4 separate regions of the Homo sapiens genome follow, and all the other regions are linked to region 1. The links are chromatin contacts, found by Hi-C or POLR2A ChIA-PET in ENCODE. All regions are on one chromosome and are shown on one strand. The core of a region is the stretch at or near the end of the contact, and the rest is flanking DNA. Distances in the headings are between cores, read along the strand shown. Region 1 holds the start of RAB3GAP2 (RAB3 GTPase activating non-catalytic protein subunit 2). Region 2 holds the start of ANGEL2 (angel homolog 2). Region 3 holds the start of SMYD2 (SET and MYND domain containing 2). Region 4 holds the start of CENPF (centromere protein F).

Region 1 (4,096 bases), core at 960-3,459:
TCCCAGTAACCTCTACTTGACTTTTAAACACCAGTGCTCCTCTAAGCTTACAGCTTTAGTACTCAGTGCATTTCACAACATACATAATCCTTGAGACTGAACTGACACTTTTTGCTGTTAGCTCCCCAATTAACATCTCTGGCCCAGTACTCCCTACTGTTTAGACTATCTATATCTGGTGTTCAACCAGATGTCCTTACTTGGACATACCATAAACATTTAAAATGCAAAAGGTTGAAAATCTGTATCCTTCATTCTCTTATTACATATAGTTGCCCAAACCACAAGCCAAAGACTTCCTAAACTCCCCCTCACTTACTAGTTACAATGCCCATCACCAGACCTTCACAAGGTCCTGCAGATTCTAACTCCTTAACGTCTTTCTAATCTAGTCCTTCATCTTCATCCTACTAAGGTTCTTAATTCAAGCTCACATAATTTCTTGCTTGGATTACTGGAAGAGCTTCCCAATCCATTTCCCTTCTTCCAATCTCTCCTCCACTTTGCTACCAGAGCACATTACAGGTCTTCAACAAATGTTGTTGATTACATTAAGTACAAATCTGACAATGTCATTTCTCTACTTAAACTTTCAGAGAAACGCCACAATTTTCACAAGGCCTCTCATGGTCTAGCTCCTTATTACTACTACTGCCTCATTGCCCCAACTCTTCCTCTCCCATCCTCCTCTCCAGCCATTCAGCTTTTCTTAGTTCTCTAAATACCATGCCATTTCAGGCCTCCCTTCCTCTGCACATGCTATTACTGCTCCTTTACTCCTCTAACTAGTACTTCAAAGGTAGGCTTAAGTATCACCACTTCAAGAAAATGCCTCATGTATATCTCAGTCACACTGAATGGAAGTTAATGATTTGTCTGTAAACCAGAAGTTCCTACAGCAGGGTCCACCAACCTTATTTGGTTTGTAGCACCAATGACTGGCACAAAGTATGCAATCATTCACAGATGGGTTCGATTTGATATCTTCTAAATTTTCTAAAAAAGGGAGAGGAGCTTAGTGGGCTTTATATCACCATTCCGGTATAGCACAAAGTGAGAGCGCTGTACTACAAAGCCAAATGTGCTTCAGGTTGGAAATGCAAAAATAAAATAAAATAAAATAAAATAAAATAAAACACAAGGCACACCCTTTCAAAATGAAATGTACGAAATTCTGAAAGCCTATATAGTATCTAATAAACCAGCCTTGGAACTTTATACTACTTGGGGAAAGGCTTATTAAACACTTTGATGATAAAAATAGGTGGAAGGCTTCAATAAAGCAAATTAACCTTTCTTGGCTATGTCACTGTAATTTTAGTTCCTAATGTAGATTCTCGTTCACTTCCTGACAGGTTATTTTCCTTCTTTGAGAGAGTCTTACCTCAAGAGTCACTCATTTGTCAGCCATTTGTTCTCAAAATCTGAATGGGGGAAATGCAGATGAAAGAAGGGAGAGTGTGGGGGGATGATCAACACTTTCGGAATGGGAGGTAGCAGAAGGCCACAGTCTCCGGGATGGAAGAGAGTGGGAGCTGGGGCAATACCAGAGTGGAGCGCTGACATGTGGCAAGGAACGGGGAGGATGCGATCACGGAGCAGGCAACATGAAACAGGGAACGACCCCAGGCTGAAGATGGGAGACGGAGAAGATACTCAGAGAGAAAGCTAGGAATGTGTGGGGGTGGGGGGAGGGAGGGAGAAAGCGGTGATAGGCAGAGGCGAGAGGAAACAAGACGCAGTTTTTAGCCAGGGGTCAGAGGGCCTAAGGAGAAAAGCTGGGTCGAGAGGAAGACAACACAAATGGGGCTTCAGGACGAGGTGGGCAGGGTGTCATCCCGGAGCGGAGGGGAGGCACGGGGAGAACTGGGGGTCCAGAGGGCAGAGGCAGGAGGCGCAGAGCGAGTAGGAGACTCGAACCCGTGAGCAGAGGCCGCGGGTGACGAGGGAAGGAAGGGCGAGGCCAGAGAGGCACTTACTGGGGTCCCTCCGCAAGGCGCCGCTGAGGATCTCCTCCCGCAGGTGAGGAAAGAGGAAGTCCCGGGCGGCCTGGAGGTCCTGGAAGTAGCAGAACTGGACAATGGAGCAGGCCATGGCTCCAGGGAACCCCACTACGGCACTCACCTTACCTCACCACGCCCTGCCCCCTCCACCCCACTGCGGCCGCCACCGAGCCCCAATAGCTCTAGCCAAGCAGAAGGCGGAGAAACCAAACCGGAAGCTGTCACTGACACGGGTCCGCTGTCTCCGAGTACTGCGCAGGCGCAGGCTGGCCCAGGCGCCTAGGGCGCGGGGGCCCGGGTCACGTGACTACGGCGCCGCCGCTGCAGGTGGAGCCAAAGTCGACGTGGAGGCTTGGGGCAGATTTTTCAGTCCCAGTTGTGTGTCTACGCCGAGGCATGAACCCTTTCATTCATTCTGGCTTTTAGCCAGAGGTGTTCTAATTGGACTTGTCCGCGCAGCCCTTTGACTTATTCAGTCTTATTGGTCCCCTACTATTGGCACGATCCTGATGTTTCACAGAAACTAATTCGTTTTAAACTAGTGGCAGGCCAGTGGGGGACCGTATCCTGCAAGAGTCGGATTTTGAAAAGATTAATTGCTCTTCCGGAGATTAGCCCCGTCAAGGCTGGCTTTAAATGCTCCTACTATAGATTCCCATAGTACTACGCAAGCCCAATATAGTACGTGTTATAGTGTATTATACACTTTTGTTTTCATTATTCATTTGGTTTTTCATTCATGCATTCATCCATCCATTCAACAAATATTTGTTAGTCTTTTAAATGCCAGCCACGCAGGGTGCTGAGCATTAGAGAACAAAAGAGAAGAAGTACCTTTTCCCAGAAAGCTGGAATTCTAGTGACTGATACAGGCAGTAAGCAATTAATTACAGTATTTCCCTTTAATCCAAGGGGATATGTTTTAAGATCCCCAGTGGATGACTCAAACCATGGATAGTACTGAAACCTATGTATGTGTATTATGTTTTTACCTATACATATATATGATAAAGTTAAATTTATAAATTAGGCACAGTGAAAGATTAACAATAACTAATAATTAAATTGAATAATTATGTGGAAAATGAACCCATGGATAAAGGGGGGACTACTGTACTTAACTATTTAACTGAAATTGTGATCATGCTAGTAAGTGCTTCATAAATATTTGCTGAAGAAATAAATGGAATGCATACATAAAGTAAATAGAATAACTTGTTTCTTTGACAAAGCACTATTTTTGAAAGTACTTTACATTGTTCATTTGGATAGTCACAAATGCCATCTAAAAATAGTGTGTCTTATCCCATTTTTAAAATAAAGAAATTGAGCTGTCTCTGAGCAGACTTTAAGTTATTTTTCCAAAAAATAAAAACAAAAAAAATTATTTTAATGTGAGCACAAAGGCCTGTAGGCACTTACACATTTCCTAAAGGAAACCTAAAGAGGCCATCCACTTTGTATGAAAAAAGGGCACAGGAACAAATGAAAGGCAAGTGGATGGGGTCCAGAGCATTCATTTCTGTCAGGCCCGTGGACATACACACTTAGTCCTAATAATATAACAACTATAATTTAGTGCCCAGGTTCCTACTCCATTATTTCCTACTTCTAGAGTAGGATGATTTTCACAAAATAGGATAGGCAATTTCTATGTTATCAGGTTAACAGGAATCAGTTCTTCACCTATAAAAGGCAGTTGAATCAGATGTGCTGTAAGGTCCCTTTAAGCATCAGGGACCTATACTTCTGTAATCAAAGCTTTCAGAAAAAGCAAGCTGCCAGTGCTCCCTTCTTCCATCTGAAGAAATGCAGTGTTTCCTCAGATCATCACTAACTAGAATAATCCAGCCCTGATAAGATTATTCCCTAAAATCCAGCACCAATCCCAAACTAAACCAAAATTTAAATTTAGATTCTTAGTGTTACTGGACGAATAACAAACACATGACACTTTCTGGAAGGAGACTGTCATTCCTTGAAAACCATTCAAGTTCCTATTCAGGTAAATGCATTTTGTGGAAGTAACTGCTGTTGGCTGATTTTGCTGGCCTTTGTTCTTCCCTGAGGCATTCATATGTCTCCTGTGGTGG
Region 2 (4,096 bases), core at 1,194-3,693, 7.3 Mb before region 1:
AGAAATAAATACACTCCTTGAGGCACCACTTTTTGTTCAGCTATAGTTTACAAAATCTAAGCCTGTTTCCTCAAGGGAAGGTAATGTCTAATATTTAAAATCTGGCTGCTAAATCTGTGAAGGATGAAGAGGAAAGCACCCATGATTTACCTATTGGCATCAATATCTCAATACTCTCGTCCTAAAAAACCATGAATGGTATTCTGAATACTTAACACAGAATGCCTCCCAGGCTCCCAAAATACCACATACCCCTGAAAATGTACATAGTTCAACTGAGAGATGAATCAACTATCAAAATGATATTCAGAGTAGCTTTCAAGCACCTACAAAACTCAATGAGAAAATAAAATACACAACAAGTATTATACTGAAATCGAATAAGGAACTCATATCACACTACAATTAAAGTAAACCTCTCCTCCAACTTGGAGTAATAACAAGTTTCTGAACAGTTTTTTATACCAAGGGCAGATTTTTCCAAACACTTGTATAGTTAGGAAAACAAAAGCCTATCCACAACTTCATAAATTCACAAAACTACTTCTCTTACTAATCAACGGGTGGATAATTTATTTCTCCATTCTTTTTTAAGCATGATTCTCGTTGGGGGAAATGAAAGAGGATGGGGATGACGTACTACGAATGCACCAACACTCCAAACCAACAGCTTCAATTTAACCCATCATCCAAAACATCTCCAAAGTGGCGCTAACATTTTTAATAGGTATGTTGCTCTCAGGCTCTCAAGAAACACTTCAGCTTAATAAAGCACCATGTTCCTCTCACTATACTACTTTGGCAAAATGTTAAGATTCAGAGAAGGACTTTTATCCTTTCCTCCAAAATTCTTAACAGCTACATTTCTACCACAGCATCAATAATGTGCGCTCCCATCCCTAAGGGAATTTTGTTTAAGTTGCGTTTACTGTTATTTAACTTTATACGCTGTTATTCTCGTTTTAACAGCATTTAAATTTTTATTATAATTTTTACAGTTTAAGTATTCGCTAGTTGTTCTCTAAAATCTACTTAATTGTAAATCTTTAAAGGCATAACATGGGCATTCTACACTGCTTTGTGATAACTCTGAAAGCCATAGGAATTTGGGCACTTGGTCCATGCATTTTCTATGCTAATAAGCCACTGTATTGAAATATAATACTTGTACTACAAAAGCTATTATCTATATTTGCAGTTATTTATTCAGACTTTTTTTTCTCTTAAGATGTTAAGCTCCTTCAGGGCCAGAACAGAACCGTCTTATTCATTTTAATTCCGTTATCTTCACAAGTGCCTAGCACAGTGCCTGGCAAACAGCTGGTACTCAGGAAACATTGTTGAACTGAATTACCATCAAGTCCCAGGCCTATGGGAGTTACAACCAAATCCCCATCGCTTATGTAATAATACATGCTGTGTTTCCCAAGCGTGGTGGGTGGTACACGAGTCGGTTTCACAGAGTACACAGTTAAATTACTTGATTGTAATTTCTAAATACTTATGTTAGTTTATTAGGAAAAAACATAATCGCACATCAAATCCAAGACTCTGCAGACACTGCTTAGGGTGAAGCTAATGTGGGCAGCACCTACTGAAGTGCTTTTTAAAAAAAACTGAGTCAATTTAAAGAAAAATATCCAGTAAATAATACACGTGAAACAAGAACTTGGCCATAACAGTAAGGGATGACATACAAGTGACTAAAGTTTGAAAGACACTAACACATCAACAAAAATCAAGCCCCTCCTGGGCGTGTGCCACACACGCGCCTCCAAGGGATCAGGCCCGCCGAGACCTACTGCGGAGAGGCGGCCTCCCCGCCGACGCTCGGTTCCCGGGACGGTGCTGCGGAGTGTGTGGAGCAGGCCAGCGCTGGTCTGGAGGCTGGGTTGGGGGAAGCAGGCCAGGGATCCAAAGCCACTGGCACAAGCCTGGCCGGCGGCCCATGAACTCCGCGCCAAGACCCCAGACCTCGTTGGCCCAGCGTCCCGCCAGCTGCGCGGCGGGTTTACCTATCCCGCTTGGTCTCTGGAGGCTCGTCCCGGATGCACCATCGCCCAGACCCTCTTCCTCTTCCTTCCACCCCTAGCCCGCCCCGCCCCGCCCCGGGTTAGTCCCGGACGCCCGCCCGCTCTTTCAGGCCGCCCGCCCCTCTCTCCTCCCTCCGAGTACCCAGCCCTACTGACCGGCCTCTTCCCACCACACAGTGGCCGTAGCCCTTCCTCACACAGCGCCAGGCTTCCATCTTCGCCCTCCGCGTGCGTCCAGTTCCCAGGCCCCGGGTTCCACCTCAATCTCTATAATCGATGCGACGGCCTAAAGTATCTAGGGAACCCCATCACTCTTAAGTACCGACTCCAGTCCTGGCTGCAAGGCATGCTGGGAGGTGCAGTCTCGCCGGCCGGCCTACACTCCATCTTGCGCAGTCAGAGTCCCTGAATGCCTTAACCCGGAATTCTGCTCAAGGAGCATGCGCAGAGCGTGGGACGCGCGTGCAACCATTTCTGAAGAGGGCAAAACACCCGAACTTCGTCTTAAAGAAACAGAAATAAACTTTCTTTTTTTTCTTTTTCTTTCTTTCTTTCTTTTTTTTTTTTTGAGATGGAGTTTCGCTCTTGTCGCCCAGGCTGTAGTGCAATGGCACGATCTCGGCTCACTGCAACCTCCACCTCCCGGGTTCAAGCGATTCTCCTGCCTCAGCCTGCCAAGTAGCTGGGATTACAGGCATGAGCCACCACACCCGGCTAATTTTTGAATTTTTAGTAGAGACAGGGTTGCACCATGTTGGCCAGGCTGGTTTCGAACTCCTGACCTCAAGTGATTCGCCCGCCTCGGCCTCCCAAAGTGCTGGGATTACAGGAGTGAGCTACCGCGCCCGGCAGAAATAAACAGAGCAGTGAAAATTTTTAATTGCCCAAAGTGCAGATTCCCAGCTGAGGCTGAACAACGCATCCTCTGGGTGCCCATGGAACTGAGGTACCACAGAATTTTGCAATTAATGTTGCGGAAGCACAGCCATAGCTCTCACTTTAAAATGTACGTGTATGGGCCGGGCGCGGTGGCTCACGCCTGTAATCCCAGCACTCTGGGAGGCCAAGGCGGGCGGATCACGAGGTCAGGAGATCGAGACCATCCTGGCTAACACGGTGAAACCCCGTCTCTACTAAACATACAAAGAATTAGCCGGGCGTGGTGGCGGGCGCCTGTGGTCCCAGCTACTCGGGAGCCTGAGGCAGGAGAATGGCGTGAACCTGGGAGGCAGAGCTTGCAGTGAGCAGAGATCGAGCCACTGCACTCCAGCCTGGGCGACAGAGCGAGACTCCGTCTCAAAAAAAAAAAAAAAAAAAAAAAAAGTACTTGTATGTCTTGTGTGTCCACCTTTATTAAATGTATTATAGGACTGTAGATTGTTGAAAGACATTATTTAAGTGGAGACCCTGCAAGAAACAGGAAGAGAGAAACCGAGAAAGAATAAAGTGTGGAGAGTAGAGGGGAAAAGGATACTAGAAGGCAGGAGCACTGCTTTTATAGGCTCTTTGAAACAGTGGTAATTTCTTGGGAAGGCTTTTCTTATCCCTGGTGCATAAAAGGAAGTAAAGTGTATTTGAAAAAAACCTTTCCCTCAGTATGTAATTGATTCTTGTTATTTGCAGTAGTTAGGTTCTGTAAAGTTGCTGGAAACACTGAATTAGTAAATACTGAATCATTACTCCTAAGGGAAATACAGGATTAGGATCCTGTAAGCCTCTGGTCGCATTTTCATCAACTTAATCAATACATAGTTTTGTTGTATGTGTGTTTCCGCTTAAAGACATCTTATTTAATATATATTGTTGATTCATTAACATTGAACTCAGTCAACAGCACTATAATTCATACCTCAACAAAGCTTATCTAACACTGCTATTTTCTCTGCAAGGCTCATGACAGCCTTCTTGTGCTTAGGAGCACTATACAGCACAACGCTTGGGGACCATTTTAAACAGCAACATCAACAAAAAGTACAAAAACGTGAAAAACATATCACTAAATGGAATGTGAAAAGGACACTTGGTCCTGATGGCTCACGCCTGTAATCCCAGCAATATGGGAG
Region 3 (4,096 bases), core at 1,070-3,569, 6.0 Mb before region 1:
CCCAGAAAACTCTTCTCCCCACCTCCACTTGCAAAATCCTGTCCATCCTTCAGGCTCAGCTCTAACGTTACTTGAATGTGATGCCTGTCTTGACTGTTTAGCAGGCTAAAGCTGTCACTCCCTGCCTGTACTACCACAGAACATTTTGTACAAGCCACCATAACTGCACTTATCCCAGTGAACTGTGTTTGTTTGCAGCAAAACACTGTGGTTAGGAACATGGACCTTGAATTCAGACTGACTTGGAAACCAAATTCTGCAATTTATTGTGTGGCCTTGAAAATCATTCCTTCTGGGTCTTAGTTTCCTTCCTAATTTTGGCAATGAGGGGCATAATACCTAACTCATTAGCCTGTTGTAAAGATAAACCAGATAATGTGTTTAATGATGGAGCACGATGCCTGGTCAACAATACTCAATAACTAATGGTATTATCAAACTTGAATGTGCCAAATGCAAGGACCTAGGACTACATTTTGTCCACTTTTTTTTTTTTTTTTTTTTTGAGACAGAGTTTCGCTCTTCTTGCGCAGGCTGGAGTGCAATGGTGCGATTTTGGCTCACAGCAACCTCCACCTCCCAGGTTCAAGCGATTCTCCTGCCTCAGCCTCCCGAGTAGCTGGGATTACAGGCATGCACCACCACACCTGGCTAATTTTGTATTTTTAGTAGAGATGAGGTTTCTCCATGTTGGTCAGGCTGGTCTTGAACTCTCGACCTCAGGTGATCCGCCTACCTCGGCCTCCCAAAGTGCTGGGATTACAGGCGTGAGCCACCACAGCCGGCTGATGTCCATCTTTCTATCCCAGTTGCTGGCCATAGTCAGTCGAAGTTTCTTAAAATGCATAAATGAAAATACTATCATAACTTCCTTTACTTGAAGACGGGTTAGAGGCTTATTTAGTTTGCCACTAATAAGGGCTTTTTTGTTTTCTTTTGAGACAAGGTCCTGCTCTGTCACCCAGGCTGGAGTATAATGGAGTCACCACAGCTCACTGCAACCTTGACTTCCCAGGCTCAAGCTATCCTCCCACCTCAGCACCACTTGAGAGGTGGTTAATTTCCCATAGAGACGGGGTCTTTATGTTGCCCAAGCTGGTCTCCAACTCTCCAATTCCTGGGCTCAAATGATCCTCCCACCTTGGCCTCCCACAGTGTTGGGATTACAGGGCTGAGCCACCACACCCAGCTGATAAAGACATTTTACTGAAATGCCAAAAATTCCACTGATTTTACATCTCCAATCATATTAATCCTTTCCCTTTGCTCAACCAGTCCTGAACTTACACAGGTAACTGTTTGAGGTCCTATTTTGAAGTAGTGGTTTCTGCTAAATGATCTCGTCACAATTTTAGTCTTTACTGCATGTACATCAATTCCAGTCTTTACATAATCATGTGGAACACGGATTATATTTTCCTTTCTCATATGAAAAGTAATAGCGTGCATGTGTATAGGATTTACGTTTCAGGCTTTGTGGGCTTTAAATCCTTTGACTCCTAACCCAAGTGACTTTTCTAAGATCACAGTTCGTGGGTGGTCAAGCATATTAAAACTACTGCAAACTCTAGCGCAGTGTCCTGGACACTGGCCACAGCATCGCATTATCCCCCAACAGCCTAAATTCCTTGAAGGCAAGGTTCTCTCTGGCTTCCTCTGCAACGTTCGCAGCATGCCTCAGAGACTCGGTGAGCTGGGCCGGCCAATGCATTTCCTCTTCCGTCCATGTAATTCCACTAGAGGAGCAGAGGGCAAACTACGTTCCCATTAAAGCCACAAGGTTTAAAAACCTCTAACCTTGGAAAAGCACACTTCAACCCTCTGCACACCAAACTTCTCTACTGTGGTTTCCCCTCTGCCGCTTTCTCCTTGGCGTTCCCCGATCACTGCCTCTAGGGTCTTTACAAGGGACAGCGAACGTAAGGTTTCGGAGCTGGCTTCGCCCCCTTCTATTTACCGGGGGCTGGTCATCCTTCGGGCCAGGCTGACTGTCTAGGGGTGGCCCTCGGATACCTGGTCCCCGCAGGTGACCCCCCTCCCTCCCACCGAGGAGGAGGGCGCGTCCCGCTCGCTCCGTGGAGACGCCGCGGAGGCGCACACGCCTCACGCCTCCTCGCAGAAGCCACAGGGGCTGCGGCTCTTTGTCGCGGCCACACCGGAAACGGCCCGGAGCGCGCGCGGGGCGGCCGCCGAGGGTCGCGGCGCTAGGCGGGGCCGCCGGGCCCGTCCCCCTCCCCGCGGGGGCGCGCGAGGCCCGGGCGGGGCCGCCCTCCCTTCCGGGGAGCGGGGAGCCGCCGCCGCGTCCGCCGGGCGGCTCCCACCCCGCCCCCCGCAGCTCTAGGTGACGCGTCTCCAATAACAGCTCGCCGGGAGCCGCAGCTCGGGCACAGCCGGCGGCCGCGCCCCGCCGCCACCATGAGGGCCGAGGGCCTCGGCGGCCTGGAGCGCTTCTGCAGCCCGGGCAAAGGCCGGGGGCTGCGGGCTCTGCAGCCCTTCCAGGTGGGGGACTTGCTGTTCTCCTGCCCGGCCTATGCCTACGTGCTCACGGTCAACGAGCGGGGCAACCACTGCGAGTACTGCTTCACCAGGTAGGGCGGCGGCGGCGGCGGCGGCGGGCGGGAGCCGGGGGCGCCGAGCGGGAGGCTTGGACGGCGGCGCCAGGAAGTGCGTGCGGCTCGCGGGGTCCTAGCGCCGGCCCTTGGGGCGGGGTGGGGGGCGGGGAGGGGAGGAGGCCCCGCGCTGCGGCCCCGCGCTGCAGCCCCACGCCAGGCGCCACGTGCGAGAGGAAACAGGACCGGTGCCCCGCTGCACGCCCTGCACTGCACGTTTTCAGAGTTGCTCACGCTGGATGCGCAAACCCGGGCGTGCAGGTTCCTGCCCTCAAATGTGGGCTCCGAGCCAGGCTTGTTCCAAGCCTGGGCACTCACTGCCCTCCCGGTGCATTGGCAGCGGAGCCCCAAATTTGGGCAGCCACGGGCTGTCACCTTTAACTTATGCTTCCTGCGGTGTGTTCTGTTACCCACAGTCCAGCCCTGCCTCAGATTGGCCGTTTCTTCCAAGGAATTTAATGACTTAGTATATGTCTTGTAAAGTACGCTTACATGTTAAAGTACGCTTACATGGGTGTTTGGAGGGACGCCAGTGGGCACTGACCACACCCCCTGGATTCTGAGGTGCTGCGACGATGAGTTGCAGTGTCCAGTTTCGGTTTGGGATTAGGAAAACATGGTCGCAGGAAGGGATTGGGCAAGATGTGTGGTTGCTAATGGTATTTAATTGTAAGATACCATATGTATATATGTGTCTGTGTTTGTATATATGATGCATATACATTTGCACACACCAACACATAATTATATCCTCAACTCTTATGAGAGTTTCAGAGCTTAAAGGCACATTAGAAATCACCAATTCAGTCTTGTCTTTCACTTAATGGATGAGAAAACTAAAGCCCAGAGAGAAAGTGGAGTTACCTTTATCCATTCACACCAGTAGTGAAGGGAGTGAAATCTGGCCTTATTCACTTCTGCCTATTTCTCACTGGTTAGGTGCTCAGTAAATTTACTAAGGCAGGAGGCATGGCATTGGGGTTAAGTTTATATCAGGCCTTCCAGTACTCTGAGTAGAGACCATGATTTGCTTTCTTTGAACCTCAGTTTCTTCATCTTTGAAATGGAGATTCCTGGGCTGGATTAAGCTGACCTGCGGTCCTGCAGGGACCTTTTGAGTACAGGTCTCAAGTCCAGCATACTCAATCTCTCAGACCTGTGTGCCTCATTCTACAATAAGACGTAGCAAAAGAAGGGACAAAGGCTAAATATTGTAGTAATCTTGCCCAGACTCCCTGCCAGAACTGTCTTCCGCTTGGGGGGACCTGGAAAGGAACTAGACACGGAATCATGCCGTGGGCAGCTTAAGGGCTGTATGTGATGTGGCTCTTTGAATTGGTGAGCCAAGAGCTAAAGGGTCATGGCACCACTTTGCAACGTTTGAGTGAAGTGAGCATTGGGTTTTCCCAAAGTTAAAAAGGCTGCTGTGACTGGTCCCTTGATCTTCTGAGCCTTGCTGTGGCTCGGAGTCTGCAGCAGCGTGGGTG
Region 4 (4,096 bases), core at 768-3,267, 5.7 Mb before region 1:
GCTAGACATCCTACATTTAAAGTATTTGCACAGTGCTGGGATTTTTTTCCAGCCCCATTCTGCAGCAATAGTGCACCAAGGGATGATATGGACATTTGCACACATACAAGTTTGGGAGATAGAACAAGAGGCAAGGGAGTTGAGGACACTGGCAAAAGAGTGATTTCAGTGATGAACCTGCAGTCTAATCTGTAGAAAAGATGGGAAGACTCAAAGACACTGGTCCACAAGCAGAATATCGAGGTAGTGGATGAACAATCCAGAGAGAGTAGACTGGCTAACTGAGGGAAAGGACTTAAAAAGAGAAGAGCAGAGAGCCAAAAATGGACCCTTAGAGAACATCTGTCTTTGGTTGGACGGGATCCTCCCCCTACAAAACAAACAAACCAACCGGGGGAAAAATAAAGGGAGGGGAAGGGAAGCATAAAATTAAAGTCAGAGAAATATCACAGGAGTTACTAGAATGGTATCCATCCTATTTCCCTTGTTCAAGAAATGAATGTATTTCTTTATTGTTCATTGTAGAAAAACGAAGCACAAGGCTTGACTATACAGTGGCCACTCAATAGATATCTGCTGAAGAACGAATGAATGAATAGTAAATGCAAATTTCTTATTCAAACCTTAAAAATATCCTCTATTATCTGTCTTTCTAGCTGTTTATTTTTCCTTAAACAGCCTATACATAGTTGAATAATTACTCTGGGAAGCAATGGAATTGTAATTTGTGTTGAAGCCAGACACAATTTGGTTCAAATTCTAAAACTACCAGACACTAGACTGATCATGGCAATGTCTGACAAAAGTTTTCCTCCCCTACCTGCTCTCTCCCCTCCCTTTGGGGATTCGAAGGTAGAAGATAGTAAGAACAAGGCCTTTCCCCAAATAGCAGTTTTATCTCCCAAGATGATCTGGATTTTAAATTACTATGTGCAAAGTTACTAGGGATGCAAAAATGAATTAAAACAGATTTTACTGTAAAGGAATTTTTGAGTCTGATGGGGGAGTCAGACGTAGACATAAATACAAGACAAGACACGGCGAAAATCCTAAACATGAAGTTTGCAAGTTCCAGGAAAGGTCTAGGAAATAATTATCTCTAAGGAGTGGGTGGGATTAGGGAGGTTTTATAAAAAAAGTGACACTTGAATTGGGTACTGCAGGAACAGTCTAATGAAAGGTAAAGTCAGGGGGCTGGAAAGTTTGGTACCTATTGAGGCAGACAACAGCATTAGAGATCTATTACTTTAACAATTAATTGTTTTGCTTCTGCCTTTAGAAGCTTATTTATAGTTTAATAGGGAAATAAAACGAGTATATAACATACATAGAAAACTAGTGGGCTTCACGAAAAGCATTACACCCCGTTTTGAGGATTCTTCTGAATTTTAAATTCTGATGCAGTGTCCTCCCCCCACGCCTTAATCCCGGAAAATAAGTGTTCAGAATCACGTCTTAGAAATATGAACCATAAAGGACAGCATTTAAGAGCGACATCCTGCATTGCGTAGATTCAATTTCAAATTACTGTACTTAGCTTCTATGAGCCTGTTAACTTTTTAATAAAATGAGGATAATACTTTCCTCAAAGAATTGTTAAGAACGACACCGGATAAAGAATGCATGACAAACACAGCACCTAGTATCTATGTCCTAAATTTACGTTTAATTAAGTAGATTGGTACGTGCAGTTTAAAAGAGGTTTCACCAGGCAGCACAGTTCCCCTGGCTGTAGGCGATAGACCACGCCTTCCTAATCAGCGGGCGCATTCCCTGACTTTTGCGGAAATAGCGGTCCAAAACCGCGTCTAGCATTAGCAAAAGCACGTGGTCTCCGTCTCCCCGCAACAACAAAAAAGAACAGTAAACTCCGGCGCAGGCACCTCCAGTAGAGGGCTTGTTTTTAAAATCCATCCGAAAGGGCCAATCAGACGCGGCAGTCTGAGTGCGCAGGCGCGGATTGGTCCGCAGCTACTTAGAGTGACCAATAGGCGTGGAGGTAAGTTTGGTTGAGACCAGAAGCGGGCGAATTGGGCACCGGTGGCGGCTGCGGGCAGTTTGAATTAGACTCTGGGCTCCAGCCCGCCGAAGCCGCGCCAGAACTGTACTCTCCGAGAGGTCGTTTTCCCGTCCCCGAGAGCAAGGTGAGCGTCCTGACTGGGTCCGGATCCTGGCCCTGGCGGCGGGCGGTAGGCGGCGGGCGGCGTGGGGGTGCCGCTGGCTTTTTGCCGGCGGGTACTGGGCGGGGAGGCCTCTGGGATCACTCTCCCGGCCCTGTAGGTGCCGGGGACCGCCCCCTCCCACCCGACCGAACTGGAGAATCCGCCCCGGGATGTGGTTCGTAGGGGTGTCTGCGCCCTTCTGCTCGGGTTCAAACTGGTCTCGGATTAGTGTCCCAGACCCTACTCGGTCACGGACTCACACTTTAGGGGATCATTTTCTTCCTCCGTAAAAGAATTGGAGATGACTAGGTATTTCCAAGCCGCCTTCCCAGTCCCGTAACCAACCTTATTGAAATTCAGGCCCTGGTCCTTTGTTTTATTGAGTAGATGTAAGCTTGAGTTTTGATCTGGTTGGCGACGTGGGGTGCCTATGGTTAGTTACGCGAGCATTTCTCTTTCCCCTCTCTTCTTCCTCCCGTCCACATTTTTTTTTTTCTTTTTTTAAATAGAGATAGGCCTCCCTATATTGCCTAGGCTGGTCTGGAACCCCTGGGCTCAAGGGATCCTCCCGCCTTGGCCTCTGTAAGTGCCAGGATTACAAGCATGAGCCACTACGCCCGGTCCTCCCTTCCACATTTATTTGAACGCGCCTGTGTGCCCGGCTCGGCTGTGTAATGAGGACCCAGAAATAAAAGGCATGGGTCGTGTCCTTGAGCCTGACCTAGAGGAGAAGGCAGGGTTATCATTCTCAGACCCAGCCTTGGTACAGTGCACGGGGACTCTGGCTTTTTGGAGGAGGTGGGGAATTCTGACAACGGGAAAGCAGTGGTGGAGGTGGGGCAGGAGGAGGTCACACAAGAGCTTCCTTGGGGACTAAGGGACTGGGTAGTTCGGGCATGAAGAGTGCCCTCCACGTATTTAAGAGATAAAGATACAGCATTTTCTGGAAAGGACAATAGTCCTGCAAGTCCTCCATGCAGGAACCTTCATCCAGGGCTTTTCTTCACTCCCCACCTCGATTCCCTGTTCCTCAAAAGTAAACTTCTGGGTTTATTTTTTTGTTCTTTTGCCCCAATGGCCCAATACAGGTGGCTGATAGCTGATCCCTTAATGGGCCAAAATCTGCTCTAATCACAGTTAGCTTGGTCTACATCTATATTGTTCTCTATCTTAGACTTTGGAATGGAAAAGCATTCAGCTTGCCAGTCTTCTTTATGTTTATTCCCCTCATTTTCTAATCATCTTTCTAAATTGCTCCTTTTTATATTCTGTTGGCTATAGCATCTTGATGTAATGATTTCAGTTGCTGGCTGAATTGTTTAGGGCAATTACAGTTGTGTGTCTCTGGGTACAGTTCTTTGACTCCTGACAAACTAGATTGGAATGGAGGATATTGAGACAGGGTCAGTTGTCCTTTGTTGGTTGAGAGGCATGTGACTCCTTTCAGTAGTTTTGGGATAAATGGGAGTGGAATACAAGATGCTGTGTTCCAAGAACTGAGAGCTAGAAAAAAAAACAAAACTGGTAGCAAAACACAGCTTTCCAGGGCTTTGATATCCAACTTATATGTTGTCTAAGACCTTTGCTTCTCCCTCTTAATTTTTTTTATTGTTCTTAGTACTTTCATGAACTGCTTATTGTTTTGATAAAAAGTTTCATTGATAAAATCGATTGAAAAAAACCATTAAAATGGCCGTTAACTTTATTTAGTAAAAAAACAAATTCTCAAACTCTTGCCTAAGTAACTGGAAAATGAATGATTTTTCTTTTTGTTTATGTTCTGAAGGCTAAAATAAAGGAAAGTTGCTATATTTTCTTCCAGCTGATTTCTATTTCCTAAGATGTGGCTGAGAAGGAGGTAGGCCACTTCACCCTTTGTACCATAGGCTGAAATATACAAGTGAAAAAGTGTTTTTAAAAAGTATGTAATAGCT

What was found. A loop is a pair of places that touch in the nucleus more often than their neighbours do. ChIA-PET counts read pairs that join two places held with the same protein, here RNA polymerase II (POLR2A). Pooled maps may share reads with other maps.
Region 2: a loop to region 1 is called in a pooled map, with 16 times the contacts of the local background. The contact joins the promoter of ANGEL2 here to the promoter of RAB3GAP2 in region 1. A Hi-C loop is called at or near these places in 5 of 50 pooled maps.
Region 3: a map of naive thymus-derived CD4-positive, alpha-beta T cell shows a loop between it and region 1 (9-fold over the local background). The contact joins the promoter of SMYD2 here to the promoter of RAB3GAP2 in region 1. A Hi-C loop is called at or near these places in 2 of 168 maps with a recorded cell type or tissue (both naive thymus-derived CD4-positive, alpha-beta T cell) and 8 of 50 pooled maps. POLR2A ChIA-PET finds 5 or more read pairs at or near these places in 1 of 52 experiments (activated CD4-positive, alpha-beta T cell).
Region 4: a pooled map shows a loop between it and region 1 (12-fold over the local background). The contact joins the promoter of CENPF here to the promoter of RAB3GAP2 in region 1. A Hi-C loop is called at or near these places in 4 of 50 pooled maps.

The regions. Positions count from the first base shown.
Region 1 is chr1:220,270,244-220,274,339 of GRCh38, forward strand. RAB3GAP2 (RAB3 GTPase activating non-catalytic protein subunit 2) reads right to left here and starts at 2,210. Exons shown (of 35, transcript NM_012414.4): 1 at 1,980-2,210. The coding sequence starts at 2,094. RefSeq lists an enhancer at 304-805.
Region 2 is chr1:213,013,424-213,017,519 of GRCh38, forward strand. It overlaps ANGEL2 (angel homolog 2), which reads right to left and starts at 2,444. Exons shown (of 9, transcript NM_144567.5): 1 at 2,190-2,444. The coding sequence starts at 2,248. RefSeq lists enhancers at 1,281-1,869, 1,870-2,457, 2,170-2,479.
Region 3 is chr1:214,278,840-214,282,935 of GRCh38, forward strand. It overlaps SMYD2 (SET and MYND domain containing 2), which reads left to right and starts at 2,320. Exons shown (of 12, transcript NM_020197.3): 1 at 2,320-2,588. The coding sequence starts at 2,416. LOC124904509 (a long non-coding RNA gene) reads right to left here and starts at 2,197. Exons shown (of 2, transcript XR_007066876.1): 1 at 1-2,197. RefSeq lists an enhancer at 1,275-1,840 and silencers at 2,120-2,409, 2,430-2,549, 2,580-2,739.
Region 4 is chr1:214,601,178-214,605,273 of GRCh38, forward strand. CENPF (centromere protein F) reads left to right here and starts at 2,018. Exons shown (of 20, transcript NM_016343.4): 1 at 2,018-2,144. RefSeq lists a silencer at 1,912-2,121.